Regions from separate parts of the Mus musculus genome. Here region 1 is linked to region 2. A link is a loop called in an ENCODE intact Hi-C map of the cell type or tissue named here. Cell type or tissue: left cerebral cortex. All regions are shown on one strand. Each heading gives the region's core, and the rest is flanking DNA. Links, peaks and the distances in the headings are about the cores only. Region 1 overlaps Gm31939 (a long non-coding RNA gene). Region 2 has its middle 20 kb from the start of Gm15691.

The links. Hi-C counts contacts between places; a loop is a spot of excess contacts. Peaks named below come from ENCODE experiments on the same cell type or tissue, not always from the same donor. Only the 100,000 strongest peaks of a DNase experiment are listed, where the experiment ranks them.
Region 1: a loop joins it to region 2, with 15 times the contacts of the local background. A loop is called at or near these places in 25 of 42 quality-filtered maps.

Annotation. Positions count from the first base shown.
Region 1 is chr12:29,920,657-29,936,488 of GRCm38, reverse strand. Gm31939 (a long non-coding RNA gene) reads left to right here. Exons shown (of 4, transcript XR_001780596.2): 1 at 1-55; 2 at 2,064-2,167; 3 at 8,172-8,260; 4 at 10,185-11,484. Myt1l (myelin transcription factor 1-like) reads right to left here. Exons shown (of 25, transcript NM_001093775.1): 25 at 13,280-15,832. Among named protein-coding and RNA genes, the nearest start is that of Gm31939, 9.4 kb to the left of the region's middle. In left cerebral cortex, for the core only: a CTCF peak has its summit at 9,446 (motif pointing left); a DNase peak (open chromatin) is centred at 9,410; H3K27ac peaks cover 261 bases.
Region 2 is chr12:30,031,832-30,047,663 of GRCm38, reverse strand. No RefSeq gene overlaps it. Among named protein-coding and RNA genes, the nearest start is that of Gm15691, 20 kb to the left of the region's middle. In left cerebral cortex, for the core only: CTCF peaks have their summits at 7,270 (motif pointing right) and 7,971 (motif pointing left); DNase peaks (open chromatin) are centred at 7,275, 7,975 and 10,753.

The sequences.
Region 1 (15,832 bases), core at 4,994-12,993, 110 kb after region 2:
TGCCTGGAGCTCCTGCAGAAGCAGATCTAAGTTTCCATGAGGGCAGAATTCCCAGGTATGTATTGCAGCCGAGATGAGCACAGGGCAAGATGGAACAGTCAAGCCCGTGTACTGTGATAGAAACCAGACTCCTATCTGCTGCAGTTAGTACAAGTCAGGAGCCCGATGGACCCTGTCCAGTACAAGACAGCGTTGCCTTCAACGGCAGCTACAAATCCAGGGTCCCTAGGCCACATGCCTCACCGACTTGTTAGAAAATCTTAGTCAAGTGTGTGATACCAGAAACCAAAATAAATCTTTTTTCCTTAAACTCTGCACTTCCCCCCTTAACCCTTGGGTAGTCCCCACACTGTGATTTTCCATAGCCTGGAGATTATCATCCCTGCAGGCAGAGCTCATCTCCTGTGTTAAGTTCTTACCAGGCGTATCAGTCCATGTTTCCAGCATCACGCTGGTACAATAGTCCCACTCCAGACATCTGAAACACTCCCAATCTCTAGCACCCACAGCAAGAGCTCCATTTCCAGGTGTCACAAAGTAAAGCTTTGCCGTTCAGTGCAGCCGCTTTTTCTTAAGCCATCTGTGACGTTTGGTCTTCTGTGTTCATTTGGCTGGAAAAAAGCCTCCTGTGACTTTTTAAGAATAGATGCTCCCCTGCGGGTACTTTGTTGACGTGGTTAACGCTGACCAGTGGGCTTCGATTAGAGAGAGGAATCTCACAAATGTGTTTGATGTTAGTAAATCTCCTCAGTCTTGAGAGGAAAACCTGGATTTTCCCAGAGAAGAAATTCTGCTACAAAAGCCTGAGGAGGTGGCTTGGTCAGGAAAGCACCTCTCTTGTACAAGCAGAAGGACCTGAGTTTGGCCCTCAAATGTCCGTGTTTAGCCTGGTGTAGTGGGAGAGGTCTGTAACCCCAGCCTGTGGGCTTTGGTGGAGTGGAGGGAGACAGGTGGCTCCATGCAATTTGCTGTCCACCTAGTCTAACCAGTCAACCTTTAGCCTGTACATGCATACATGGGTACAAAACCCACAAACATGCATTATACACAGAGACACAAAAAAATATAAAAAAGATTCTGCTGAACAATCTCTCCTGCCTCAGTTTCCAGCTTCTCACTTTTCCTTAAAGGTCACACTAAGCATTTTCTTAAAACAGTTACACCCATCCATCTACCTGTCTATCACCCATCTACCTATCACCCATCTACCTGTCTATCATCCATCTACCTGTCTATCTACCTATCACCTATCTACCTGTCTACCATTAATTTACCTGTCTATCATCCATCTACCTATCATCCATCTACCTGTCTATCACCCATCTACCTATCACCCATCTACCTGTCTATCATCCATCTACCTGTCTATCTACCTATCACCTATCTACCTGTCTACCATTAATTTACCTATCATCCATCTACCTGTCTATCATCCATCTACCTGTCTATCATCCATCTACCTGTCTATCATCCATCTACCTGTCTATCATCCTTCTACCTGTCTATCATCCATCTACCTGTCTATCACCCATCTACCTGTCTATCATCCATCTATCTATCACCTATCTATCTGTCTATCATCCACCTACCTATATAGTGCTATCTATCCTTCTTTCTGCTCTTTCAGCAATTACCCACTCACCACTCAATTCATTCATCCACCTACTTATCTACCCACCCACCCTAGACAGGTAGATGGATGGGTATAACTGTTTTAAGAAAATGGTTAGGGTGGCCTCTAGGGAAAAGTGAGAAGCTGGAACCTGAGGCAGGAGGGATTGTTCAGCAGATTTTCTTTTTTATATTTTTTTGTGTCTCTGTCAAATCACCCCCTCATTTTTTCCTTCCCTTCCTCACTGACCCATCTCCCGCACTCACCCTCCTGCCCACTTATCCAGCCACTTAGCCATCCATCTACTTCCCCTCCCTTCCCCCATTGTGTCTGTGTCTCAGAGGATGACTCAGAGGAAATAGTGGCCAGCTTTTCAGCTCTGCACAATGAAGCATGGTGGGGACTCAGAGCCAGGGCCATGACTAAGGAACGAAGGGTTGTGTTTTCCCAGCAAAGTTCTTACACTGGATCCCTTCACACACTTTTTGATCATCATCTCCTTCGTGTGAACACTGGAGGCTCGTGGGAGTCTAACATCTCCAGACTGGCCTTCGGGTGAGTTTTCTGATGGGCGAATTCCCATTTCCCTCTTATAAGCACATTCCAAGTCCTTCCATCTGGCCTGCAACCTGTTTCTTATTCCACAGAAAACATTTCTTTCTGGTGCTGATACTCAGGCAAAGAGACAGAAATACTCAGTGAAGGCGTGTTCTAACACCTCCACCCAGTGAGGGTGCTGAGACACCGTGAACAGCGGCTGTCCCACTGCCCGCTCCCCTCCCACTATTCCTGGTTCATGACATCCATTTATCGTGTGGTCTTTCAACCATGCAGGTGTTTTCAATATAGAGCCTCATGACAACCTCTGAGTCAAATGTCATCAGAGAGCTTGAGTCAAAGCCTGGGCCCAAGCAACCCCCTCCCTTCCATGAGCTCACCTTCAGGATCCTGGTGGGAGGTTTAGGCTTAAATACAGGACCGGAAACAATGTATAACTAAGGGGTCCTAGCCAAGGTGTGGTCCCACCCCTCAGTGATCCAACGCTGTCTTAGCTCTGTTTTGTGTTTTTTGCAAGGTAGGCTGACAAGTTGTCAGAACTGTGTAAGAGCTCTTACCTGTAGACAAGCCCCCTGCCCCTCCCCTGCTGCCAGGCAACAGGGCCTCAGCCTTTCTCTTACCAGCATGAGATTCCTGGGGGGAAATTCCAGCTCCTGGGGATCACTGTTTGAATTGTCTCACAGCCAAAGGGAGGGGCATGCATCCCTCTTTGGATTCTCACCCTCCACTTTGGTACCTACCCTCTATGCAGGAGGAGTCCAATGCTTAGAGCACAGGGCTCCACCACTGGTACCTACTGCCTACTGAGCTGCTCTAGTCTTGCACCTTAACCTCCCACCCCCCACCCCCCACCCCCAAGATTCAGAACACATCTTAGTTTCCAGGCTCAATATGGTGTCGTGATCCTTTCTCTTGCTCCACCAAACTGAACTTGGGCTCACAGACAGGCAGCTTCATTGCCACAGCTTCCAATGCTGTGACCCCGTCAACCTTCTCCCTTTCTCTGGACTTCAGTTTCTCAATCTGTAAAGCAAAGATGGCTGCTACCCACAGTCAGTGAGCATTAGGTGGCCAGATATGAGGAATCTAGTTGATCCTGTGGGCTGTGTTGAGTAAGGCAGTGAGCTCTGAACACATTCTCCCTGAGAGCCTTCTGGTGTAGGCTGGATCTTGGTGTGGGAATGCCTGAGAATCCTTAGTGAGTCAGCCCCACCTGCTGCCCTGACTCCCAGGCACAGTTAGCCACTATACAAACTATACAGCTTACCAGGAGAACAGGGCTCACCTTAGGTGCCCAAGGCAGAGAAGGTGGAAGCTTAGCTCTCAGCCTCCAGGGAACCATAGACAAAGTAATTAAAACATCAGAAATGTTCATTCCCATAATCCTGAGCCAGGAGGAAGACTGGTTCTCTCTGGTGACTCCCCCAGGGTAGATTCTCTACCCCATTCTTAGAATCCTGTGTCAGAATGGACACACTTTCTGCTTGGTAAGGACAGTGAGGGATTCATGCTGCACTCCAGGCCCAACAGGAAGTGAGGTGCAGCTGGGAATCTAGCTAAGGAAAACTCCACAGGGTTCCCATTGTCAGCAGAGGCAGGAAGTATTCAACTTCTCCATTCCATAACCCTATTCCAGGACTCATCTTGGCCTAACTTACCTATGAAGGGGTCCAAGAGGACCATACCCATCAAATGGACGTTCTGCTACTGCCCACTCCTGGCTCCAAGAAATGAGGGGTTGTGGGGGGTGCTGGATGGCATTGGACAGCAGACAGTAGACAGTTGATTGTGAGCTTTGGCAATTCACCATGTCAGATCAGTCCCAAATATAGGATGGGCAAGGCAGGGCAGAAATTGGAACCAGAAGGGAAGAGATTTCAGGTTCCTAAAGTCCTTTTATCTCCCTGGGAAGTAAGCTATTGGCTAGCTCTCAGCACCTGAGAAACAACACAGCTTAAAAGATAAGCAGCCATAGCTGTCTGCTAGTCTTAGTGCATGTCTATCTTTCTGGATACATAGGAGTCTAAAGCAGAAAGATTGCTTGAGACTAGGAGTTCAAGGCCAGCCTAGACAGAACAGCGGGGTCTGCTTGCCAAAGAAACAAAACACCACTTGAGTGCAAGGTGACCTGCAAGTGGGTGGACCCAGCCCATGGGCTGGCTTAGGCCCTTTTGCAGTCACAATAAGAAGAATGTGAATGGCCACCAGTGTTAGGGTCAACACATGCCTCACTGGAGGCTGTGGCTTTGAAAAGCATCATGCATGCATGCACAAGCATTGGGGAAAAGCCAGGGGCCTCAGCACTGAGTTTGCAACCTTCTGTGAATTTATCATCATTTCGAAACGATGCTTATTAGGGCCTTAGAAATCTAAAGTAAATTAGCAAGAAGAATTCTTTCAATCTTTATGTTGTAAAAAAGAAATGCTTTTTTAGATAAGCACCATGTAATATAGGCAAGATGGTTATTTTGACAATAAAAATGGAATACAATGGAACTGGAGAAGGATAGAAAGGGGGAAAGTATGGGGATGTAGAGAGAGAGAGGGGACTTGCATCCTGGAGTCTAGCTTATGGGGGGGGGCTTACATCTGGAAGTCTAGTTGAAACTCTACAATTCCAACACAATTGGTAACATTTGCTGTGAAGGTTGTCTACATAGGGACAATACTTGCTTCCTACAGAGCTATTTAAAACAGTAATGTTAAAACAGCTGTAGACAATGCTTAAGGGTTAAGCATATAAGGCACACTCCCTTTTGTAGCTATAAACCTGCAATTTTCTAGAAGTCTCACCAGAAATTACATTTATTGTAAAAAGATATGCCTTTAATCCCATTGGGCAGCCTAAGGCTGATAATCAGATTGTAATTATATCTAAGAGACTTCCAGAGCCACAAGATAATCTCACTTTATCAAAAAAGAACAACAGCAACAACAAGCTCTCAGCAACCTGTTAAGATGTAACTTGGGAGCCCCAAAATGGTGTTAAAGGTCAGATCTGAGTTTGGAGAGAGTTGACTGCTATTTCCAGGTTTTACGTCTCCTAATAATGATTTAGATAGAGACACATGTATACTAACAGGAAAGGAAATAGTTTATTAAGAGAGAGAAACATTTCCAAGCCTGAAAATGGGCCAGAACTAGAGCTATATGCAGGTTCCAAAGAGGCCGAGCTGGGGCCCTGAGATCTTCTGTGGGTCATTTCGATGCTAAGTGAATGCTCTGCAGACCTAGCTCATCCCAGATCCTACAGAAGATAGTACCCATTACAGAACAAACAACTTTATCAATCAAGGACATTTACCAAATCCATTAGTGGGGACAACGAGGAGGAGGGTTACAGCCAAGCAGGGGAAACCCTGCTGCAGATTTTAGGTGTTCTTTGATGGCATTCTTAGCTTTTGGATTGGTGTAAACTAGCAGCTTGCTAGAAATACACTTTACAGTTCTTGGAAGTCACGAGGATGTCAGGTCAGATACAGGGGTGGGTGAAAATGGCTTCCAGGGACTAAAAATAATCTATCTCTCTACAACACTTAAACCCACAATGATGAAGTCCAGCCATCTGGCCTTGTAGAACATTTAACATGGATGCCACTTTGTACCTGAGTAGAGAGGTCTTTAAAAGAAAACTCCTCAGGCCACTAACATTTTTGGGTGGGGGGGGAGGCTGTCTCCTGATACACAACCACAGACAAATCCACAAGGTAAACTCAGGCTCTGAGAAACACAGAAAAGCCCACATCTCTCTAGATTAATGATTTTTCACAAAATGAAAAGGAGCTTTGAGCAGATTGCTGAGCTAGTAAGGAGTATTGTTGTAACTCTCCAATGAGGATACACGGCAGAGTGCCCAAAGACCCACTCCCAGGCAGGCTGACTCTCCAGATTATCACTCAGGTTGTCACTGAGTGACAATCTTAATTAGGTCCTGCCTAGAGTGAGCCTGTGATCAGCTGACTGGGTAGATACTCTAAGAAGAGAGTGGGCAACTACCACTCCCAGCTGTAGCAAAGCCCTTGTTGACTTGGAAGTGCCAAGGTGGCTCCTGGAGGCAGGCTTTCTAACATGTCAGGGGCTTTTGTCAACATCTCGAGATATCTGACAGTTTTACCAAAGGATGCCAAGCACACAACCTAAGAAATGGGACTTAGCTAGCGGCATGTCTCCCAGCTAAAAAACTAATGAGATTATTGTACAAGAAAATTTTAGAACCCTTCTTTGTAAATCAACACAAGTTCAGAGAATGCTCTTGATGGTCCCACAGCACGCAGTAACTTAGGAGCTTTGAGTACTGGACTCCAAAGCTCTGCTCAGCCAGGAGTAGAACCCAAGCTTCCTGCCCTGTGACTGCCAACAGTTATCATCTTGCAGTGAGGGGTCAACAACGATGTCCCTTTTCTCTCTGAGTTCAGAACCAAAACAAGCTGCAGCCAACGCCTGCTCTGATGAGGCCAGCTTCCTAGCCCTGGACAAAATGGCCACTCAGAACATAAGAATCGTTTTATTTATGAAACGCTAAGAGTGTGCCTTGAGATTGATAGGAAATTGAAAAGCACCTGGAAGGCATCCCTGTTTGGAAAAGAGTGAGGAGCAATGAGAGTGAGCTCCCAGACCAGACTGTACGCTTTAAGATAGCCAACCCTCTGCACCAATAATAACTGTAAGGGATATACTCCCTTTGGGCAAATTATTATTTCCCTTCCATCTCTTTATCCCTCTCTCCCTCCCTCCTTCCTTTCTGTGTTTCTCCTTTCCCCTTTCCTTTTTGTATTCCTCAACAGGTCTCTAACATCAAACTCACATTGTAGCTAAGGATGGTCTTGACTTCTCATCCTCCTGCCTCCACTTCCTTGGTGCTTAGAATTACAGTTCTGCATTCCCATGCTCATTCGTCTAGTGCTGGGAATCGAATCCCAGGCTTCACACATGCCACAAAAGAGCTCCACCAACTGAGTTACCTGCCTCGCTCTTCTGTATCACTCATGTGTACAAAACAACGATGAGTTGGCATTTCTGAACTCCTGGCTTATGGGTCAGTCATGTTGCTGACATCAGGCTGACATGGCCTGCTTCTTTTAAGATACAGGTTTCTGACATCACATTGCCCATGGATGGTCAGTGTTAGAGGCAGGGGGATGCCTAGGTGCCAGTGTTTCCCAGAGATCATGCCAGAGGCCATGTATGCCCTGCCATGGAACAGATGCCCTTGATCCATAAAGGAGGTGAGAAACTTATGCCATTCCCTTCAGATCTTCTTGATGTGAACTTTTGTTCTGTGAGGTGCAACCCAAGAACAGAGTACCTCGGAGAGTCCCATGAGTCCCATGTAGAGATTTTACATTATAGGAATAATTCATTTTATTATAGAAAATTCAGACAGTGTTCATAGAGACAACAGGGTCTCCCTGGATTCTTCTGCACCCATTTTGGCTCTTCAGGCATTCACAATGAATGTCAGGCATTCTAGCTTCTAGTCCTGTCTGAATCAAACTCTTTAAACAGGATATTTAAGCCAGTTGCATTGGCCCACACCTTTAATCTGAATAATGGGGAGGTAAAAGGTGGATCTCTGTGAGTTCAAGGCCAGTCTGGTCTACATAGTGAGCTCCAGGACAGTCAGGACTACATATCAGAAACCCTGTCACAAACAAGCAAACACACAAGCAACAGAAAAAAAAATCCAAAAATTTCTCTTAGCCAAACAGAGCCAAATCTGGACTGTTTATTACAAAACAAACAAACAAAACATCGGACCTGGGCTGGGCATATATTTCGGTTAGTAGAGGGCTTTCCTATGCTCTAGTTTTATTTCTTGAGTATCTAGCTTTTGATACAACGGGCTCATGACCCTACCTTCCCTTAGTGTCAGCCAGTGATGGAGGGAGGCTGGGGCCAGCTGGGCCAAGCTGCTGGTTACCAAACAGAGGAGGAGCTTTATAGTCAACTGACTGTGCTTGCTTTTCTCAGGGTCCTGATGCAGCTTGCTTGTCCCTTTCAGAGCTGTCACACCATGGGTAGGAACTGCAAAGCTCCTTCTCACACAGACTGAAGATCAGAGACATCCTTCCCCACCCCGGACACAGGATGGTAAGGCGAGAAGCTCAGTGTTTGCCTTCAGGCTTCCAGGGACACTGGTTTCTTAGCATAATGGAGTTGGGCAGTGTCCAGATACACACACATACACATACACACACACACACATCCATTCACATACACACACACATACATTCACATACACACACACAAACACACACACAAACACACACACACATTCATACACACACATACATTCACATACACACACACACAAACACACACACACACATTCATATACACACATACATTCACATACACACACACAAACACACACACACATTCATACACACACATACATTCACATACACACACATACATTCACATACACACACACAAACACACACACATTCATACACACACATACATTCACATACACACACATACATTCACATACACACACATACATTCACACACACACATACACACACACATACACATACATTCACACACACACACACACACACACACACACACACACACACACACATACATTCACATATACACACCAAGCTTCTTGCTCTCTCTTCAGCATCAGCCAGCCTTAAGCCACTTCTAACTTCTACCTGCAACTGCCTTCATAGGACTTGATGGCACCTGCTCCTGGGCTGCAGCCACACAAGCTTCTGCCAGAACTGAGCTGTTTCCCTGCATCTGTCTTCTTGGACTGCAGTGAGCTGGCTTGGTTGTGTGCCCCGAGAGCAGATCTCTGTACCCCTTTCTACTAACTCCAGGTCTCTGTTTGCTCCCCACAAGCCAAGCAATGTGTCTACCCCTTTGTCTAGAACCACCACCATTTCCTGAGCCCAGGCTCCGCTCTCACTAGCTGCCCATGATCTCTGGCTCAAGGCTCCCACCCCTGCATCCTCTGAAACATCTGAAGAATATTTCTCAAATACACACATTGGTAAAAGGACCTTCCTCTCTGGAGAATGAACGTCAGTGGGCTTGGGGTAGATGAGAAAGGACACTTGATGTCTTTCCCTTTCCAAAGCCAGAACCGACCCACTGTGCCACCACTCCTCTGCCATCACTGTCTGCCTTCCTGCTTTGTCCCTGACCTGTTCCCTCCAGCACCATACGCAGGCAGACAGCTGTCAGTTATAAGCTACTATGCCTCAGTAGCAGAGGCAGTGAACACAGGAGCTAGAGACAGCTCCACACTGCCCCCTGGAGCATGGAGTCCAGGAACTTCTTTCCACTCAAGGAAAGCCAGAATTTTCTTTCCTTTTCATTTTTATGTGGTTTTGTTTGCTTGCTTCTGTTTTTTTTTTTTTAAGAGTAGATGTAGAGTTGGAATTTATTATTAGGAAGAGATTTTTAACCAATATTTAGGCACAAGCATTAACAAAAGGAGTGGTGCTTAGGGAGAAGATGGGACATACCCAAGTATGGTTGAAGGCTTCTGAAGAGAGTAAACTTACTGTGAGCTTCTCCGGAGTCTTAGCAGTAGCTGGATGTATGCTTTCAGTGTGTTCTGAAGTTACTCGCTAGGCTTTAAGGTCCCAACTAACCTGCCCTCCCCTTCTCTTCTTTTTCCCTTCTCTTTCATTTCACCTTTTCCTTTTTTCTCTTTCCATTTCCCTCCCTTGCACCCCATCTGTAGTTTAAGCTGACCTTGCACACACTATGCCTACACATGACCTTTAGCATATTGTCTTCCTACCTCTACGTCCCAAGTCTTGGGATTACAGGCATGCACCACTGTATACAGTTTACACGGTGTTGGGGATGAAACCCAGGGCCATTCCTAGCTTCCTAAGGCTAGCAGCTGCCATGCAGCTCCTCTGGAACCTTCCCTTACTGAAGACACCTCTGCTGTTCACCTGTTCGAGTCCTTCTGACAGAAGCAGTGATGGTGACCAGACGCGGGGTCCAGTGCTCCTAAACACACATCTTTGTTTGCATTTTATTAAAGAAAGAACTTCATTGGACTTACGGGTTCCAGAGGCAGAGTCCACCAGGGCCCGAGAAGCACAGCAGCAGGCAGCAAAAGCAAGAAGCTGGAAGGTCACATTCGTAACTGAAAATCTGAAGCAGAGAGAACAATCTGGAAATGGAGTGAGGCTCTGAACTCCCAACGCCCGTCCCCAGTGACACACTTCCTCTGGCAAGGATACACCTGTCAAAGGTTTTACAGCTCCACTACCTGGGACATGTGTCCAAATATAGGAGCCTAGGGGGCACATCCCTCCTTTCAACCAACACAGACCACATAGCAGGACAAAGAGAAGACAGCTGTGACTTACCTGAGCCCATGTCGCCTCTTACGTCCAGAGAGGTGACTGGTAATTCCATGTTCCATTTCCTCCCTCCTGTTTTCCTTCAATTACTAGATATCCACCACTAGGCCTCCCCCATGTAACCCACGGGTTTTGCTGAGACTCATGTATCCTTTGTTTCCATATCTTGCCTTGATGAAGAAAAATAACTTGAGGCAGCATAAATGCTATAAGTAATATTACAGAGTAGAGTGGGAAACGGATCCCATGCAGTTTGGAGAAGAGAAGGAAGAGGACCTTTGGAGCTCTGGAGCAAGGATGGCCGTGTGTCTGTGTGTGTGTGTGTGTGTGTGTGTGTGTGTGTGTGTGTGTGTGTGTGTGTGTTCTCGTGCACTCACAATTAAAATAGAAAGACAAAATGCAATGCTTGAACCTTTTCTTGGCACATAGTTAAATTGCATGTTGGTTAAGACCCTGGTTCCTCTGTGTAATCTTACTTAGTTCAAGCACTACAGGGTCTGTCTGTCTGTCTGTCTGTCTAACTGGGAAGAGGCAGATGTGTCCTGCTGCCAGAATATCAGGTCAGTCATTGTGACTGGAAGAGAAGCCCGGTCCTGGCTGTGCTGAGGAGGGGCTGGGAAAGGCTGCTGCCCCTCCCAGGGATGAGGCCAGCTAAGGAGGTGTGGCTGGGCACTCAGCAGGACCCTGTGTTATCAGTGCCTATTACCATGGTCCAAGAGTGACTGCCATTACCTGCTGTCAACTGTCAACTGATCTCCTCACTGCCCTGCATCCTTTGTGCTTGCAAAGCTGTTTTAACACCTGTGGAGGGAGGGACATCTGCTGTGGCCACAGACTATGGCTTTTCCCTTCATCATCCCCAGCTCTTGTGCTTAGGTATTGTGGTTATAAAAACCAAAACTTGAAGCTAGGCAATGGTGCATATGCCTTTAATCCCAGTCCAAGGCAGGCAGATCCCTGAGTCTGAGGCTAGCCTGGCCTACAGAATGAGTTCTATGGTAGCCAGGGCTACACAAGAAAAGAGAGATCCCCCCAATATATAAATATTTCTCACATGAAGACACACACACACACATGCATGTGTGTTCGCATGCACAATACATGCTTAAACCATTCTCCTTGAGACTTGAGACTGGAAAGTCTAGGAAGATTGGGTAATCTCAGACAAAAGGCTCTGGGACACAAGTAAGGGAAACCACTGTTTGCTGTTTGTCCTGCATGTGCTATCCTACTCAGAGGTGCTGTGCTGGGAGCAATGGCCTTTCAAGGGCCCCTCTTCTGATTTTCTAAGGGCAGTGGCCCTGGACTATTTTCCTGCCTTATCTTCCTGTTCTGTTCTTTCTGGACCCACAGCAATGCCGTGCTTTGCCTCTGGGTTACCTGTGTGTACTCAGCCCACCCTGATGCTGCCCCCTGGGCTGTGGCCACTTACTTGATTTACTCCACCTGGTTAGTGCTACATCACTTCTGCAATGCTCTGCAAAGTGCATTTCTCAGATCTGTCTACTCATTTCTCCATCATAGGATTTTAGGATTCTTTAAAATCACTTTATATTTTCAGAATAAACACCGGGGACCAGTGAGCTTATCTTATTTTTATTTTCTAAGATTCTGAACTTTATTTGGATAGTTTTAAATAATGACCTTGCTTCTAGAGTTGCTCCAAGGTTGGCTGACCTGAGACACTGACAACTGCCTTTCTATTAGCTTTATTTGTTCCAAAAGACAGCAGTTACTAGAACTCTACAGGCAGGTCTGAGGCAGACATGAAGGACCCTAGGGAAAGGGTCACTGCTTACCTGCTGGCCCTGGAAGATCTGAGCAGCAGCTCCAGGCACTGTCTTGCTGCTGCCAGCTGTCCAAGAAGGAATCTGCTGGAACGGGGTCTGAGGAGCTCGCCTGACTTGTGTTTAGCAGCAGAAGCCACCGCTGGGAGCGAGTTTCCAGTTTAATCAAAATTACAGGAGCTGTTTTCTTATATTCTATGTATTGTGCATGTTATAGGAGGCTACTGTGGAATTTTAAGCTGCAACTTTTATTAATGGAATTGGATAGTGCATGTGTTACATGTGAAGGTCCAGTTATATCTCATAGGTGACTTCTTGCTCAGCTCCTGGCTAATAGTGCTCCTGGAAAGTAGCACTCCATCCTTTGTGAGCTCCTGAGTTTGATAACCAGTAACAGCCAGGTGATGTCATGTGCTCTACTATGTATAAGAACAAAGCAGTCCTTTGAAATGAATCAGCCAGAAGGTTGCAATCACACAACCAACGTGGGACATTTTGTGAAGTGACCGTGCTGCCCCCTTGAAGCCTCTGTGTCCTGGCAGACACATGGAACTGTAGTGATGGGGAAGCACAATGGGCAGAGCAGGTACCTGACCGACTATGTGATCCCAGACTGCATTCCAGGTACGGAGAACCTGTGAGAGCCCCTTCAGGATATGGGCCTACGCTCACCAACAGCAGTGCTGTTCGAAGCGTGAGCGTTGCAGAAGGATGCCAAGCTGTTGGGAGACATCTGCACCTAAGCAACCTCAGGTCCTCGGCTGGATCTCAGCTGGGGCAGGGGTGATAGTAAATGAGATAAACGGTCCTCTGGGAAGCACAGCAAGCATGATGCCCGGGGGTGCGTATCCACACGTGCCCCAAGTTCCAGCCTAATCCCACAGTGCTGCTCCAAAGGCAAGAGACCCAGGGTGGGAGAGGGAGGCGGAGGGCTCCAGGAGCCCAGATGGCACGCTCCAGTGAAGACTCAGACCCATTAGAGATCCTTCGTGCTACAAACGTGGCAACACCTTTTTATTCAGAGTAAGATGTGTTCACATCAGCATGACAAAGTTTGTACAAAGTTCACAATTTAAAAATGAAGTATCACAGCAACTTGTGATTCCACACATTTATAGCAAAATTAAAGTGTCAACAAACCCATGCCGTGTAGTACAAAAATAAATCAAACTTCAGTTCCACAGAGAGCACAATAAATAGTTTATACAAAATTCTGTCTTAATAAATGATTACTTAAATTAACTTAGAAATGAATATGAACAATAAGTTATAATAAATATGCTCTGATGACTCACAATAACCCCATGTGGAAGGTCAGCATTCTAACATGTGACACTTTGTGATCCCTATATATAGTCACAGATAACTTTTGATTTGATATTATGTACCACCGTTACATGAGCAGCAGATTTGTGCTTAGAACCCCTCTCCATTGTACATAGGTGATAACAATAAGAATCCAAACTGATACTACCTATTACTCTACTAAAAGCATTACTACATTGGCCAAGAAGCTGCAGACAAGACGCGGTGGGGAAATGCATGTGCCGCTATGAACAGAGGCCCCCCGGGTGTGGGCCTGGGACCATGTGTATGGCATCAGGTGACAGTAAGCACCTTGCTTCAGCTCTCAAAAGGCAATTCTGAGCATGGCAGCTACAACTAATCGCACAACAGAAAGGGGGCGCTGGACAGAGAAGGTCCTGCAGAGCCCCAAGTAATTACATAATCTTTTCCCCAGCTAGTTATTAAAGTCCTTGTGGAAAACTGTAAGCTTTTGTACAGTGAACAGTATAAAGTGCCGCTGGGATATTCTTATATTTATACATATATATATATGTATATATATATATATATATATATATATACCGAGGTTGAGTATTGTATCAGAATGTTTGTCGTGAGATCCCTGTAGTCTCCCTTAGTAACCGTATTGGGTCAGCCTCGAGGGCCTCCTCTATAACTCATCCACTTCAGTGTCACAAGGCGACTGACACAGGATTGCACACCTCCGTACGGATATATAGGACAAGGCGAGTGCAAAGAGCCGACTGGCACATTGTGGGGACAATGACCCTGTAAGTCCTGTTCTGCTAAAAATATTTTTTTTATTATTTTTACAAAACCCATCCTTTTTTTTTTTATTTCATAACAAAATTTTAAAGTACTTTTGTACTTCCTGCATAACATCAAGACATGGAAGAGAGAGATGCTACTAAAAGGAAATCAAGTCGACATCGGGGAACACAACACATTGTCAAAGACTACTCAGAAGGGGCGCAGCAATCAAAAGTGGCCGTATGCATACATATAGTGCAGTCATTTGGGATGAAACCATCAAATTTCGAAGGTATCGACAAATCTAAGATGATCTAGTTTAAAGCAAAAAAGTGCCGCAGTCTATTTAGTTACTTTAACATCTGATTGCACTCTTTCTCAGGTTAGGTCACCACGAGTCACACAAGGCTGTGCAGACGCTAGAGTCAGCTGGACCCAGCGAGGGCAGAACGTGAACGTCCTTGGCCTTGGTGTCCAGTGTATTCTGGATAGGACCAAGGCTTATTCGAAGTCAGAGTTGGGGCAGGGAGGGGTAGGGAAGGGTAGAGCTGCTTCCCCACCCGCCCAGCAGAGAATCCCATCCAGTAACCAGGGCAAGCACAGCCGTTAGCCTTCATCCTCAGATGTGAAACAAGAATAATCAATGATGATTCTTTTTGAAAGTGAAAGGGGAGATAAATGCTTAAATTACCTGTTTGCTCAGATGGAAAAAAAACAATCAACGGCTGCTAGGTAAGCTAGATTGTGGTAACACTTCAGAGGGGCACGGGGCTCTAGGAGAAATAAGAGAAGTGTGCTCCAAAGGTTACTGAAAATGCAAAGGAAATCTTCGTGTTGTCCACCTCTGACAAGCTCCTGTCTTAACGGAGTCTCCACAGTCCCACCATGTAATGTTTAGGAGTTAATTAAAAGTGCTGTTTAAGCTGCTTTGAATCTTCTGCCAAGTTTCCATGGCTTGATGTTGTCTTACAATAAATTACTTATTTCATTTCTTATAGTTAATCCATATGCCATTTCCTTGGAATGCAAAAAACCTCATTTATTGCCCCCACCATACACCATCCTCCTAAAACAAACAAACAAAAAAGTCACATAATATTTCCAAGCATTGTTCAAAAATAAAGCATTTTTTTGCAACCAATTCTTGCTATGAAACAATATGCACACAAAATGTATTTCTTAAATTCCACAAAGTCCTCCAACCTGAGGCAAAATGATAATGTCTAAAAGTGGCCAGGAGGCCACAAAGTGATCGTTCAAACCTGCTTTTTTTTTCCTTTTTCTTTTTTTGTCCATTTCAGTTCAAAATACTAAAACATTTAATCACTAAAGCATTAAAAAGAATTTACACTCTATTTATTTTCATCAGCTTACCTCTTCAGAAATATAGAGACCCCCAAATGTGCAGACAGCAGCAGCTATAAACATTACATGGCAAATCACACTATGTCAGCTTATATGAAAACGTACAAAATGTG
Region 2 (15,832 bases), core at 3,984-11,983:
TTTATCAAAAATAAAGTCTCTATTCAAATAATTGTAGATTTTAATTCACCACAGCTGGATATATCTGATAGTATTTAAGTAAAGCTTCCCTTTGTGAAGGTATTTGGAAGGAGAAAAGTCACACTTTCTTCTGGGATGACAAGGAAAGTCTTTGTGCATTCTGTGTCTCTAGGGGTAACTGTTTCAACTGATGGCGTTGGTGTTCCTTCTGCAAATGTCAGGGAAAACAATTTAGGTGAGCCCTGGGTCCACTTAGGTGCCACCTGAGCAGATGTGGAAACAGGCTATATCACCTCTCCTCTGACTCAGTTTACTGTAAACCATGAGTGCCCTGCCCTTAACGCATAAGCACATCAAAAGAAAATTTGAGACACTGCCAGATGCCTACATGACTTTAACAAACTGGATAGCACTTCAAGTGGAAGGAAGGGTCCCTTACACAGTGATAACCATAAAGACTTCCTAGTTCTGAGCTCAACCCTCGGCCAGCTTCAAAAAGAATCTGCTTTGTGGAGGAATCGTGTGGCCATGTGAGTTCAAAGGTAGATCTGAAGTGGTGTGGAAAGCCAACAGTGGTCACAAGGCAGAGCACGCATATGCTAGTCTGATTCTTTTTTTCTTTCAAAGAGAGTCCCCTTGGAACTGGCTGCTGAAGCCGATTCAGTTTGTTCCTCAAGGTCACTAAAAAGGATGAAGATGCTGCGGGCCTTACAGGCTCCCTCACCATCAATCACTACATCCACAAGTCACCAAAGAGCCCAGGTGTCTGCAGGTATCTTCTGTAAAGCTTTTCGCCTCGACACGTAACGTGGGGTTTAGTAAAGTAAGCACTTTAGTGAGCTATATTTCAAAAATTCACCAAGTGGTAGACAGGGAAGGATATGAGTTCCAAACTATTTTCTGGAAGAAATGTTATGAACATTCTACTAAGAGAACAAATTTCACAATATGTCTGTTCTGGGTCTCCCACCGTGATAAGGAGATGTAGGGTCAGGAAGGGCCATGGGCCAGATGGGGCCAAGGACATGTGATCAAAGAGCACAAAACACCAGAAGCTTGTACCACAGGAAGCAGTAAAAATCAGAATTTAATTCTCACTCCTATGATTGAAGCCAGTGGAAGGAACTAAACGCTGGGGGCTGACGGGAACGTGTTCAGCTAGGAAATGTGCTTGCAAGTAATGATTGTGTGCAAGCTTGTCTTTCTAATTATTGGTTTTATATCCATCTTATTTGTATAATCTGTACACAGTTTTACTTATTTAAACTAAGATTTTCCAAAAGCATAAGACATGCCAAAATATTGTAGATGATCTGTTTCTGAAACTTATGCAAAACTGGTATTTGCTGGGCGATAATGGTTGGGAACACCTGCCATCTTGATGCACGAGGAGAGCGCTTAACCTCTTGCCTCAGTCATTCAAATTCCCCAAAGCTGAGAGGCCACGAGTACCAAACAGGATTGTGCTCCAGGTGCAGAGGATCCAGGAGCTATGGCCCCTTCTGATCGTAAACGATTTCCCTCACAGAGCCAGGCCACCATGACCTCTACCTCTGCACTGAGATCCTCCAGTGTCAGTTGGTGGGAACTTCAACAGAGACTTGCTCTCTTGGTCCTTATAGATTCATCTTCTGGTGAAGGAACAAAGCCCTAAGGGGCATCACAGAACTCTGTGGCTCTATAGCAAGCCTAGGGGTGCTAAACTCTGACATCTTCATTCTTACAAACTGTTCCACTCCTTGGGACACCTTCAATGTTAACAACACTGAAAATTGTTGGAGAGGGCTTTTCCCTGCCACCCCATCCATCTGCTCCCCTAGAACTCTCTGGACCAGTGGAGACGTCTGTAAAAGACCTCAGCATGCAAGATGAGCATTATCATGCAGGAATGAGCACCTGTATATAGGGATGAACACACCCATGTAGGAATGAGCACTAGCATGCAGGATGAGTACTAACATGCAGGATGAGCATTATCATCCAGGGATGAGCACAGGCATGCAAGAATGAGCACAGGCATGCAGGGATGAGGACACCCATGCAGGATGAGCACTAACATGCAGGAATGAGCACCAGCACACAAGGATGAGCATTAGCATGCAGAGATGAACACACACATATAGGATGAGCACTAGCATTCAGTATGAGCACTTCTATGAGTTTCTGAGACACTAGTTCATTAATAGACGGAGTGTGGAAGTCATCACTGTAAAAGAGACAGACTTTGGATGTGTTCATGGTCTGAATGGACATTGCAAGATAAACAAAATTTGCACAGGCCAGGCAGAAACTTTCCTTCCCACATGACTTGATTTAGAAGTTGGGTCAGTGATTCTCTGAGATCTTGGAGTTCATTAGAGATGTTTTGTCCCCGTGGGTGTCAGTATTAGGAAAGCTGTTTGGTGCAGGAGAAGAATCGACCAGACTCTCTATGTGTGGATTAGGAGACCACATACAGAAGTGGCTCAAACCAGTGTTCCCAGCGTGAGATCCAGAGAGTATAACACGTCTCACAGAATGTAGCTCAGCCTGACAGGTGTGTGCTCAAGAAAGCTACAGCTGGCACAACCATCATTGCCATGGGAGCACCACAAAGTAGGCCAGTAGATAATAAGACTTTCTAGAAAATAAGCCATGACTATGAAACAGAAACATATGCTAGGGCGGCAGAGAAATTGCCACAAGATTTTCCCATAAACCCAAGGGAATCCATTCATTTCCATTTCTGCAAGTCATTTCAGGGCATGCCAGAAAGCAGTGTGCTTCGCTTTGCTGCTCACTCTCTAGAGATGCTTCAACCCGGACCAGCTCAAGATGTGGTTGTGGGTAGCTGCCACTCCAAAGAAAAGGGTTAGTTGCCCCATATGGACTGGATAGCAGGGGAGGGCTGCCTCCTAGAAGGGGAAGGTGGATCAGAGTCAGCAGGCTACTCCGCTTTGAATCCAGTTGTGTCTCAGAGAAGTGAGGGACTCTCTTAGAACTTGGAATTACTCAAATTCCACCTGAGGCAGCCAAGGAGCTTTAATGAACAACTGCCTTTGGAATCACCTTTACAGTCTGTGAATTCCTCCAACCATGTTGGTTTTGGACACCACAGAGAGCCATCTTTCCTAGCACAAGCCAGGAGCTCACAGGGGAACCTTATCAGAAATTTACCTTTAGTTAAGCCTTGGCTAGCCTCAATAGGAAAAGATGAGCCTATTCCTACTACAGCTTGGTATACTAAAGTAGATTGCTATCCATGGGAGGTCTCTGCTTCTCTGAGGAGAAAGGGAGAGGGAGTTGAGAGAGGGGAGGGGGGAGAAAGGACAGGGGAGAGGAAGCTCTGATCAGGATGTAGGGTAAATAAATAAATGGAAAAAATACAAAATATAAAAATAATAAAAATTTAAAACCTTTTTGGGTTTAATAATAATAATAAAAAAGAAGGAAATGTACCTCCACATTAGTCCTTTGTGCCTTCAGACAGTCTTTCAGCCATTGAATCCCAATAGCTTTTCCCTGTACCCATTGGCCAGTCTTAGATACAAGAAATACCTCCCTCCCACAGGTAGTCTTACCTAGACATATCATGCTCACCTCAATAAGCATATGGGTAGCTAATCACCACAGAAATGATTGTGAAGGGGGAAAAGAGGTTCCTTAAAGCTAATTTCTAGTGCAGACCTTTGAAATCAGGAGACAGTGCATGGCTAAGTGGCCGTGGGTAGTTCAGGTAAACCCAAGGGGGAGACGGTCATTTTAGTGACCGTTTACAACTGTGACAGAAATGAGAAAAGCAATTGATAAAAAGGCTTTATTGTATGCTCCAGCCAGAATTTATTTGAATAACTTTCTAAATAACCTTAGTCTTATTTTATAGAATTATTAAGAGTTGAATGGGCCAGCTAGATTTTTTTTCAGCTTTGTTACTGAATCCTGGGAAGAAAACTCTAGGGGAGTTCTAGAATACTTCCCCTGACACCAAATTAGCTGGGGCTCTGTGCTGCCCACAGACAGACACTGGGTGCCTGTGAGTGTCATAGGAGAGCCTGGGCTGTGTTGCTCAAAGCATGCCCGGGGGTCTTATGGGCAATGATGCCAAAGGGAGGGACTCAGAGAACTTTAAGACACTCAGGGCTGCAGATGACTCTGTGATAGCTCCAAGAGTATGCTCCAAACCCAAGGCATGTCAGGAGAGCCCCTGAGGTTCTGTTGTCTAAACTACCTGAGTCTGGTTTCTGACACCTCACTCATACTGTTCTAGAACACATGGATGCTGGAAAAGCATCTATATGCAGAGGTTCCCTTCTAATCTACTGCTGATCCTATTGGGTCCTTCTCAAGAGATCCCAAGAGCTCCCTTCCCCCATATTCCCAGAGGCCACACCAAAGAATGTATGGTGGAAAAAAAAATCCTGCTTACAAATATACAAAACAAAAACAAAAACAAAAAACACAAAAGAGAACCAAAAAACAAAACAAAACAAAAACAAAAACAAAAACAAAAAAAAAAAAAACACAAAAGAAACCTTCTCTATTCTTCCACCACTATCCCACCTCCACCCTACCTCCCTATCCCCACCCCACATCCTTCTGCTCAGAGTGCAAGCACAACTAATGGCAGCAGGGAGAGGGAGAAGGAGCTAGTGGGATTCTCTGAGAGGCCGCACTTCTTCCTGTGCCCTCGTGGTTCTGTGGCTCCCTCCCTCCTACCTACAGAGATCATTAGGACAATCCTCAAGCTTCCCAAGGCTTTTCTGCAGTTGATTCATCCAACAAACAAGAACACTTTTACTGGGAAAAAGAAAAAGAAAAAGAAAAAGAAAAAGAAAAAGAAAAAGAAAAAGAAAAAGAAAAGAGAGAGAGAGAGAGAGAGAGAGAGAGAGAAAGAGAAAGAGAAAGAGAAAGAGAAAGAGAAAGAGAAAAAGAGAAAAAGAGAAAAAGAAAAAGAAAAAGAAAAAGAAAAAGAAAAAGAAAAAGAAAAAGAAAAAGAGTAAACCTAAAGTTAAAACCAGCCCCTGTGTCCTCAGAAAAACCAGCTTTGGCCCTGAGTGTGGCCAGCTGTCCACAGGGTCTGTGGTGAGTCTGTCTTCTCTCTTCCTCCTGCTTGTCTGTGGAAAATGGGGACTGCAGATGGAAGCTTCAGCAAAGAGTGTGTCTCCCTGGAAGAGTCAAATTTCAGCAAGTCAAGGGCATGGCCCCCGAGAGCAGCCTTGCTGCCTCCCTCCAGGCTGGTCTAGTTCTCCTCACAGAGGAATGGAGGCTTTGGAAACAGACTCTTAGGAGCTGCTCCTCCAGCTTCCTTGAGACACCAGCCCCCTGTTGTCACCATGCTGAGGTCCCTCCCTCCCTCAGGTCCAACACCCTTGTACCCCAAAAGGGAGATGTGAGTGTCTCAGTCTGTGTGTCAACTTGAAGTGAGCATGTTAGAGCGTTCTCAACACAAACACCCCTTCATACTGGCCTCTCTGGGCCTTAGTATAAAGGAGCAAATTCCAGCACAGCGTTGGTGGTCCCTTATAAAAGCTACCACCTGTGGCTGGGCAGAAAGCCTGGTATTGTAGCATCAGGGCACTCAGTTCAAAAGAGTCTCTACCCTGTAGGGACAGCCAGATGTCTTCCTCTGTCCCTTATGGTACAGCATCAGCTTGAAAAGTGACCTTTGCTCTCAGCTAGCCACCTGCTGTGTTCACTGCATGCCCAAGCGACTGGCATACAGCAGGCTTCCACTTAGGGTCTATGAACAACAAACCAGGTCTTCTTTGCGAAGTGTATTAGCTCAGACCCAAGACCAATATTGGCCAACCAGAAGGAAAGGGCGCCCCGGGTGTCTAACATGGACATTACATACTTCTGCTACTCAGTAGAGCACTAACATGCATCATGACCAACAGCAGACAGGAAGACCTTCCCAAAATACTCTTCTCAAATGTTTTCTCTGTCTTTATATTTTTCTCTTGTATGGGTGTTTTGCCTGCTTGTATGTGCATGTCTGGTCAGAAGAGGATTGGAGTGACCCATGGTTGTGCATCCTCATGTAGGTCCTGAGAATAGAACCTGGGACCTATGGGAAAGCAGCCAGGACTCTTAACCACTGAGCCATCTGTCTAGCTCCCTGAATGGATGCAACTGGAAATAATCATATTCATAAGTCTCAAAAAGACAAGTAGTGTATCTTTTCTCTCATTTGTGGGTTTCAGGATTTATAAATTCATAAAGTCCCATATGTACAGATGACATGAAAATAGAAGAAAAACAGTATAGGGGATCCGAGAGAATTAATGGAGGCGGCTGAGAAAGAGGATGTAGCAGGGTATCAGGAATAGCTCAAAATACATATTAAGCTGCGTGATGATAGCCTTGGGTAACTCAGTATAATACACATTTAAGGAACTGTTAGCAACTATGTAGGGTGTGCTCAGCATCTAACACACTCTCACCATTGCAGGGTCTCCCAAGTGCTCAGATTCGTTTGCAGCCTCACAAGGACTCAGTCAGCCTCCCAGCCTAGCACACTGGCTCATCAAAGCCAGCTCCACTCTTAGGGCCCTAAAGGCTCCAGGGGCCATTATGCTGGGTTGAGTGCAAGTTGTTGTACGAGTTGGATTTGTCATGAAAAAGATTCCCCTGGCACACAGGAAGGGCAGTCCCTACCCTCTCTGCTTTGCAGTAACTGATCTGGGGCAGCTATGCTCTTCAAGGGTCCTTGACAACACCAAACAAGCAAGTTTGTTTCTAAGAGACTCCTTTTCTTTCATCTGTAACCTCCGGAGAGGGCTAGAATTCTCTGCTTCACCTCAATGCTGTGGTTGACACTCACTACCTGGCTTGCTTGTTTCTTATTTATCTGCAAAGGGGAAAGACAACTGTCTGGGTCCTTGTAGCACATTTCCAACTCCAAACTTGAACCACATCCATCTCCTACTGTGTGCTGGGCTGAACTCTGACCAAAGCCACCTCCTACTGTGTGCTGAGCATGTCTTTGTTTGATGTCTTCTGGTATTTCCTCAAAGACCCAGTATTATTCCTTAGAGGGGTTCTGAGCCAGCTGTGGGGTTAGGAACATCAGGCACATAGCAGCCAAAGACATAGCTGTGTTTAACCTGGCCCCTCCAGATGCCAAATTTATATGCTTGGCTGCTTCTCCAACTCCATTTCCTTCCCTTTGTCCCACATTTCACCCTCCCCACCCCAGCCCCCCCCCCCAAAGATTTATTGTATGAGTGTTCTAGCTGCATGTATACCTGCATGCCAGAAGAGGGCAGCAGATCCCGTTATAGATGGTCGTGAGCCACCTTGTGGTTGCTGGGAATTGAATTCTGGAAGACCAGCCACTCTCCAGCCTCTCCTATCTCTTTCTCAAACAAGTTCTCCCAAGTCCCTCTGAATGAGTTCTAGTTAGTGGGCTAATACGGCCCCACCACTTCACAAGGAAGCACTCCCCAGCTTAGCCTCCTCCAAATCCTATAAATCAAGAGCTTCGTTTCCTTAAACAAAATGTCTTGTAGCTACATTGAGACATACTGAGGGACCAGGAACCCAACAAACCAGGCTCTTCTGTTAACTGGCTGCTGCTGCAGTTTGGTGGGTCCTGATTTTTGTAAATAGTCATGTATTCTTTTCCTCCTGTTTACAGGGCTAAGCAGACCAGGATGCCTTCTGCCCTGGTGGACTTAGTTCTGGTGGACTTTCCTTCTTCTTTTAGGAGAGCACTGGCCTGTACATCAAAAAATTCACAAAGAGGAGCGCTGTCATGATTCCTCCACTCTCCAGACACAGGAAGCACCACATTACAGCACAGTTTTCAGTTTGGTTTTCCTTCCCAGGCCTCGCTGCTGAAACACAGCTGTTAAAGATCAGGGTTAACTCCAGGATCCTCTTCATCGGTGGCCAGCCCTCCAGTCCCTCCTGCCTTGGCAGAGCAGGCCTTTACAGCACAAATGAGTGCCACCCTCTTACCAGGTAGGACTCTGAGCATATGCTGCCACCTTGTGGAACACCAAAGGCAGAGCAGGCTCCACTCTGTCAGGGAAGCAGGGTTACCTACTCTGAAATCTGTGTCCCTTGCTGTATGGGATAAAAAAGACTGAAGGTGTCAGCTCCCTCACCCACGAATACAGCCAAAGTTTTCTCCAGCTGTGAGTCAGCCTGTTGTTGGATCCCCTGGCCTGTATCCTGTCCCCCTCTATCCTGATGGAGATGATGCATCTGGGGCTCTTCTGCCAAGGGCTTTCTCACTGTTGGAGCAGCAGGGGCTGAAGTTAAGAGAAAAGGTGAGGATTTCTATGCATCCTGTTCCCATGATGGAAACAGCACCATGGATGATCCCAGATGCTCTCCCTCCCACCGACACCCATCTTAGGACATCTGCAAGGTCTTTAGCTTTACCCACATCTCTTCTTTCAGAGACCAGGTAGCACACAGGCAATCCTGAGCAAGGCAGACTTTGATCACCTGTGCCTCTGGTTCTGCTCTGCTGTTCCTCCGCCCTGTGCCTGTGCAGAAAAACCACACACACACACACACACACACACACACACACACACACACACACACTAAAGCAATATCGTCTCTCTGTCTCTTTGGAAAGGTCTTCTTTTCCTATGCTCCCTGCCTCCCTCATCCCAGGTGTCTGTAGATGTAACATCTGGTGCAGATGATGGAAAGCAGATGGATGCTCAGAGAGTGTGCTCCCCCATGCTTCTAGGTCTCTTCCCAGAGAAAGCCTTTTTTAGGCCTATTTCACACACAGCAAGGAATACTTCAATAACCTCTTGGGGAAGTCTACTATCTTCTCTTCATCTCTGTCTCTGATCTGATCTTTCCTTGCCAACCTCCAAAGATATACACCCTGGATACGGCATCCTGGGGACTGATCATCCTAGCACCTGGGAGAGACCCAGGCAGCAGAGACATTGAGGAAACTGAGGGCCACAACATTTGCTTTCACAAACAACAGCCCAGGCTGAAGAATCGTTCTACAGATAGATTTCCATGTTAGCCAGCCTCTAGCTTAGCCAGAGTTACTGTCACTGTGATGAAACACCATGACCAAAGTAACTTGAGGAGGAAAGGGTTTATTCAGCTTATATTTCCCCATCAAAGTTTATCATCAAAGGACATCAAAACAGGAACCCAAACAGGGCAGGAATCTGGAGCCTGGAGTGATGCAGAGGCCATGAAAGAGTGAGTGATACTTACTGGCTTGCTCCTTGTGGGTTTTTCCAGTCTGATTTCGTATAGAACTCAGAACCACCAGTTCGGGATGGTACCACCTACAATGGGCTGTGCCCTCCTCACCAATCACTAATTAGGGAAATGCCCTAACAGGCTTGCCTGCAACCTGATCTTATAAAGGCATTTTCTTAATTGAGGCTCCCCTCCCCCTCAGATGACTTTGGCTTATGTCGAGTAGACTTAAAAATATCCATCACAGACTTTTGATCTATAAGGTCCCTCTCTGGCCCTGAGCTGGGGCTTGGACCCTCCCCCATGGATAGGCTAGCCCCCACATTCCATGTAATCTTGGGGATTTGGGTAAACATTGGAAAAGTGTTTCTCTTCTGGAACTCTGGCCCTTGCTTTACAGAGCTTCCAGCAGCTCTTGACTTCAGCAGACCTCTGGTGGTCTGGGCATGGCCACTCCCACTAGTAGGAGCCTGAATGTCAACAGAAAGAGTGCCAGGCTGGTACAGCTGTGCAATAACAGCAAGTCTAGTGGAGAAAACCATGAGGCTGCCAGCCTGAGTGTCCTTGGTGGGTGAGCTCCGCACAGCCCAGAGCTGTGTCTAAGAAGCTATTAGCATTCAGTTATGGCCATGGGAGCTTTCCTCATAAATCGAGGTTCACCAGCACACCACCAGGAACCACATTCCAAACCTTCAAGTAAACAACACACCTCACATTTGAGTCAATATGAACATGGCTTTTCGAGTTTCTTCTGCTAACCGCGGAATGGATTAGCACAGTCCTCCCAGGACCAGGCTTTCCACTGAGGTGTTTGTGGAGAGGCCAAGTAGCTGAGTAGCTATCAGGAGGACAGTCCATCTGCAGAGCAGCAGGACAGACAGCTCATCATGCCATTTCTCCTCCCCATCTCCCAGGGTCTCCACCATGCCAAGCTCCATAGGAAAGCTATGCTTCAGGGACAGGCAGAGGGGTCCCTGGACATCAAAACATGTAGAGAATGACCATAAAGGAAAACCCCATGATGAGAAACACTCTCCTCTAGGCAAACCATTACCGTCTTCAAGGTTTGGTGCAGAACGCAGCCCAGAGCTGTTCACTTCAGTTGAACCTAAACTTTAAAGTGTCTCTTTTGACATTTCAAGGAGGTATCAGTTTTAGGAAGACACCATCCCAGGCCTTGTCCCTGCAGAGACATGGAACAAGGCCAACCCTCCCTGGCCCCAGATCCTGCCTACTGGGCAAATAAAGCTCCAGGTTACTACAGGAAGCCAAGAATACAGACTCCCCTGGAAAGTAAAGGCAGGCCACTGGCATGTGTGAGCGCCTTTTCTGCCTCCCTGCCTTAGTTGGGCCAGGCATTTCACTAAGCGCCTCACTTAACTCCACCAGGATATTCTGAAAGGATGCTAGGTCCTCCCAAATTAGCTGGGAGCCTCATTAATACCCAGCCTCCATGCTTACCACCCCATTGTTCAGGGGTACCCACTTCATCTGTGGGACAGCTGTGACCACAGTGTCTCAGCCTTCTTTGGCACCTCTCCCTGGAAAGTACCACAGCAGAGACTTTGGCCCTCTAGTCCCACATGGCTCACAGGGGCTTGGAGAGAAAAACAAAAGTCTTTTGTTGGAAATAGGCTTTGAGAGAGCAGGGGCCTCCCTGGCTCTTTGCTCTGGCTGCCCTGCCAGGCCACCCTAAGCTGCCTAGCTACACATTTCCCACGCTTCGTGGCCTTTGTGGACACTGTACTGAGAAGGCGGGTGTTGAGGTTATCCCAAATCAATGAGTCATTCTCTAAAGATGCATTTTCTGTCCAAAGAGGACTCCCCCGTGTACCCCCATGCACTGTATACAAGCACAGAGAGACACATACTCATGTGCATGTACACATACACACACACACACACACACACACACACAAATGCACACACACTGGACTAATAAAGACTGCATTTCTCTGCCCTCAGGTCAAGGCTAGGTCACTGTGCACAGGGAGTTTCTCACAGGAATGTCCATTTCTACACAGCAGGAGGATCAAGTCTAACTCTAGGTCCAAGCAAGATCTCATTTCCCAAGAGACAATCTGGTTTCTTCCCAAGCCACAGAGGCTCCAGCTGGTTATAGGATGAATCAGGGACCATGTTCTCCCTGGCATCCATGAGTCCCTGGGACATGCATTCTGTCATCAACCTGGCTGATAGTCACTGAAGTCCCTGAACTGTTCCTTTGTGGCCAGAGACACTTGGGTATACCCACATGGAAATCTAGATCACCTTGTTCATACCCAAAGATACAGGTAGGGAAACTGAGGAAAGCAAAGTCTATTATCCTTGTCTAATTCTTCCTGTGAACAGCAGAGAAAGACTGCAGACCCCAGCTGGAGCTGGCTGTCAGCATGTGAGGCCAGCTGGTACAAATGATGCTAAGCCAGGGAGACAATAGGCCAACAGGGAGGCTAAGGCAGGGAAGCATGACTGGGTCATGGTGGGTAGTGGGGTAAGGAGGGTAGCTGGGACCAGAGGCTGGGCTGGTGAGCAGCTGGGCAAAGTTGCCTGAGCTCTGCTCTAGGTAAAGCACTCTTCTCTTGCTCCAGGTACAGACAAGCAAACTCAGTCTGTGGCTGGCATCCTCTACTCCAGCCTTGTACATCTTTAAGGTCTGTAGTGTGCCCTGAATGCATAAGTTGGGATCTCAGACCCAGCACCCAAGAGTGTAACTGTCCTTGGAAGTAGGAGTTTATAGTGGTGATTATGTTGAAAGGAAGTCACTCTGGTATCCAGGCAACTGGGGTCCTTACAGAGAGGTCAGGACACAGAAAAATACAGAGGGACCATCACGTGAAAACACTGGAAAAGATGCCCTTCACAGGCCAGTGAGGGAGTCTCAGGAGACAGGAAGCTGCCAGCATCTTCATCTCTAACTTTGGCCTTCAATGGTGAGAAAACATCTGTGTTGTTTGAGCTGCCTGTCTGTGTTGCTTGGTTATGACAGCTTGCTTTGAGTTGGATGGAATTTGTGTGGGTCTCTCAAGTCTTCCTGTGTTGAAACTAATCCCTCTGTGAGATGTGAAGAGAAAAAAAAGAAAACCCAACTATGGGATTTAATAATTGGGCCCGTGGGAAGTGTTTGTGGTTTGATAAGGTCACTAGGGTGGAGCTGTGATTAAATTGTAATGGCTTTATAGGAAGAGGACAGGAGTCTAGAACACACACACACACACACACACACACACACACACACACACACACACTGTGCACTGTCACCAGAATATAATGCACTGTAGCGTCTCATAATTGCCAGCAAGACACCATCACCAGATGCAACCCCTCATTCTTGAGTCTCCAGGACCACGGGACAAAATAAGGGTTTTTTGGTTTTGTTTTGGTTTGGTTTTTTTCATAACTCACCCATCTGTGGTACTGTGTGGTTAGAAATGGAGATCAGACTACCGCTCAGCCTGTGTTTATGTGTCTTAAAATATTAACACGCTGCGAGGCCTGGGCTGCACCATACTTCTGTGCGAGGTCCAGGAGAGTCTGGACTATGAAGCTGACTCATCAAGAACCCTCAGGAGATGGCTGGTCCTCACCTAGACTGGAGGAAACTGCTTCCCACAAATTTCATGCACCAATACCTAGTCAGTCTCCAGCACACACAGAACAAAGGGGCCATTGAAGCGTCTCCAGCTGGTGCTGCAGGATGAAGAAGTGGAACTTGGTGCCCCTTGTCTGCCCTGTGCTCAGAAGACATTGAGGCCAGATCTAGATCTTGAGTGAGCAAAAGCACAAAAGTGAATCAGAAATGAGACCCTAACAGAGGTTTCTGGAGACTCTGTACTCTGGAAACAGGGCTCAAGGCCACAGGTTCTGAACAGAACCAACTTAGGCTTTCTTCTGAAAGCATCCATTCAGACAAAAATCCAGTCAGGTTGGTGGCAGCTCCCCCTTTCTTTCCAGCACAAACTTGGCCGTCAGTCTCATGTGTAGCATCTACAAACTTCTCTTTCTCAGACATTTTACAGGGTAGATCAGTGCCTCAGATGTGAGGAGAGGTTAGGAGTAAGCTTTTATATGGAGACAGGTCCACTGAAAGAAATCCATCTAGCAACAGGACACTATTCTAACTATTCTAGCTTCCAGACTACTAAAAAGTACACTGCTCTGTGATAACTAATCTTGTCAACTTGACTGTACCTGGAATCATCTAAAACTCAAGTTGCTGGACATACTTGTGAGGGGTTTTCCTTGATTGGATCATTAGAGGTATGAAGACTCACCCTACATATAAGCAACGTGTTCTGGTGGCGATCTATATAAAAGAAGGGAGCTTTTGATTTTTGCCTGCTTGCCTTCACTCTGGCTGGCAAGTTCATCTACACTGATGCCAAAGCATTCTTTTGATGGTATTAGGCATTAGAGAGCCTACTTCTTTGGGATTCAAATTTACACTGAAGACCAGCTAAGACATCCAGCCTATGGACTGAACAATATTGGATTCTTGTACAGGAGACAGCCAATGTTGGACTAGCCAGACTACAGCCTGTAAGACATTCTAATAAGTTTATATTTCATATATATGAATATCTATATCTATATGTCTGTCTCTATCTTTTATATATGTTATTATTTCCATTTCATATATATATGAATATCTATATGTCTGTCTGTATCTCTTATATATAATATATTATATATTATATATATATGAGAGAGAGATTCTATCAGTTCTGTTCTTCTAGAGACTAATATTGACTAATACACCTTCCCAGGGCCAAACAGTGTTTTCCAAGACAGCAGAATCCCAGAGAAGAACAAGGAGCCTGATTTTGTGTGTGCCTGGCTCTCTGAGATTATAGCTCCCTTAATCCTAGGTGTCTGTAAGGCTGGGTTTGTATCAGTTATGCTATTACTGGGAATCATATTGTGGCCCATCCTAAGTCCAGTAGTGACCCTTTGCCTTAGATCCTCACAGAGGTAAAATGGGAGCTAGATGGGTGTCCTGAGGTCACTGGCATGAATGTAGTCATCCGTAGTCCTCCGCCACCTGCAAGTGATAGACTCACCTAATAGACTGCATTTATGACAAGCTGGATAAGTATGAGTTGTTTCTAGACAGTATCTTACCACTTCAGAAGGACATAGCTCATTCTTGAGTCCCTAAGAAAAGTACCCAATAGATTTCTACAGATCTGCTAAATAGACAACAAATCCAATAATCTCTTCAATGTATTTGGCCCTTCTCTCTCCTTGCTGTTTGAAACACATAAATAATGACAGGAGCCTCAGTAGCCACAATGAGAACATGAGCAATGGCTCACCATTATGGGGATAGATCAGCCGCCCTGCTACTATTAAAGCCTTGCTACACAGGTCTGGAATTTTTGAGAGAAAAAGTGCATTGCTGACTTGATACTCAATTGAAACAATCCAGCCATATGTGGGAGTCTGGCAACCGAATGACGTAAACAAATCAATGGGAGGTAAAGGGTTTCAGCACAAGGCGGTGTTGTAAACTTTTGAGACCTGGTGACAGACTGGAAGGAGGAAGCTCTTCGTGTAGTTTATGAATCACTGAAGGAAATGAAGTCATGATCCTGTGTTCGTGATCTGATGTGTATACTTTAATATGTGATATAAGAAAATGAGCAGCCTACTCACAGCTCCTCTGAGTAAGGGCAGCAAACCCAAAATTGTGTGTCTATTCAGAGCCTGAGCCTCCCTTACAGGAGACAGGGTTGTGGACAAGGTTTTGAAAAGAAGAACCACACAACATACAAACTATGCAAAGTAACTTATATTGTCCTCTGAGCAAAGGAGTACCAAAGGGCTTCAAGGGAGCCAACCTGTCTGGTTTTTGGTTCTCTTCACCAACACACCTGGCATGCTATGTGGTAGGGTGCACAGCTGCATCTCTGGTCTCCACCCCTCACCCTGATGATGATAATCACTACAGTTGTTCTCAGGTATTTTAAGGATCCCTTGGTTGGCAAGACCAGCTCTGGGTGACAAATACTGCCGTGACCATTATTAAGAAGAGACAGTAAGTACTCTAGCCACTGAACACCACAGAGATGGCCCAGTGAGAGGTAGGGCCAGCTACATGGAAGCAGAAAATACCATTAGTGGATCCCTGTGATATATTCTGAACAACCTTCCAGAACTGAACGGCCTGTGAATGGTGGAGGATGGAGAAGAGCAAGGGAATCGGCGCTGGGGTATCGGTTGCCTGAGTACACATTTCCTGCACTCGTAGACCATGTTTGTGAGGGGTATCCCTGGGCATAAATATAAAAATGATGCCACAGAGGGAACCCAGGCCTCCTAGCACAGTGTGGAGGGCCATTTCCATGAGAGCTGCCCGAATGACTCAGAGAAAAGCAGAGTGACAGCCCTGGGAGCCACAAAGCTGATGGTAGCCGGCAAGGGCTTACTGTAGTAACAGGAGGCATGGTTCACTCTCCTGCCTAAGGTCTGACGACAGAAGGACCAACAGATGACTGAGATGAGGGGTGTGGTAGGGGCAATGTGAGGAGAATCTAGATATCTGTCCTGGATATAGTGAGCCTGCCTGGAGTTCCAGACCCTCATGTGGAGGTAGCAGATGGACCACAGTGGACGGGAAGCTCACAGGGGGCGAAGACTAGATGCCTCTGCTGCTACATAC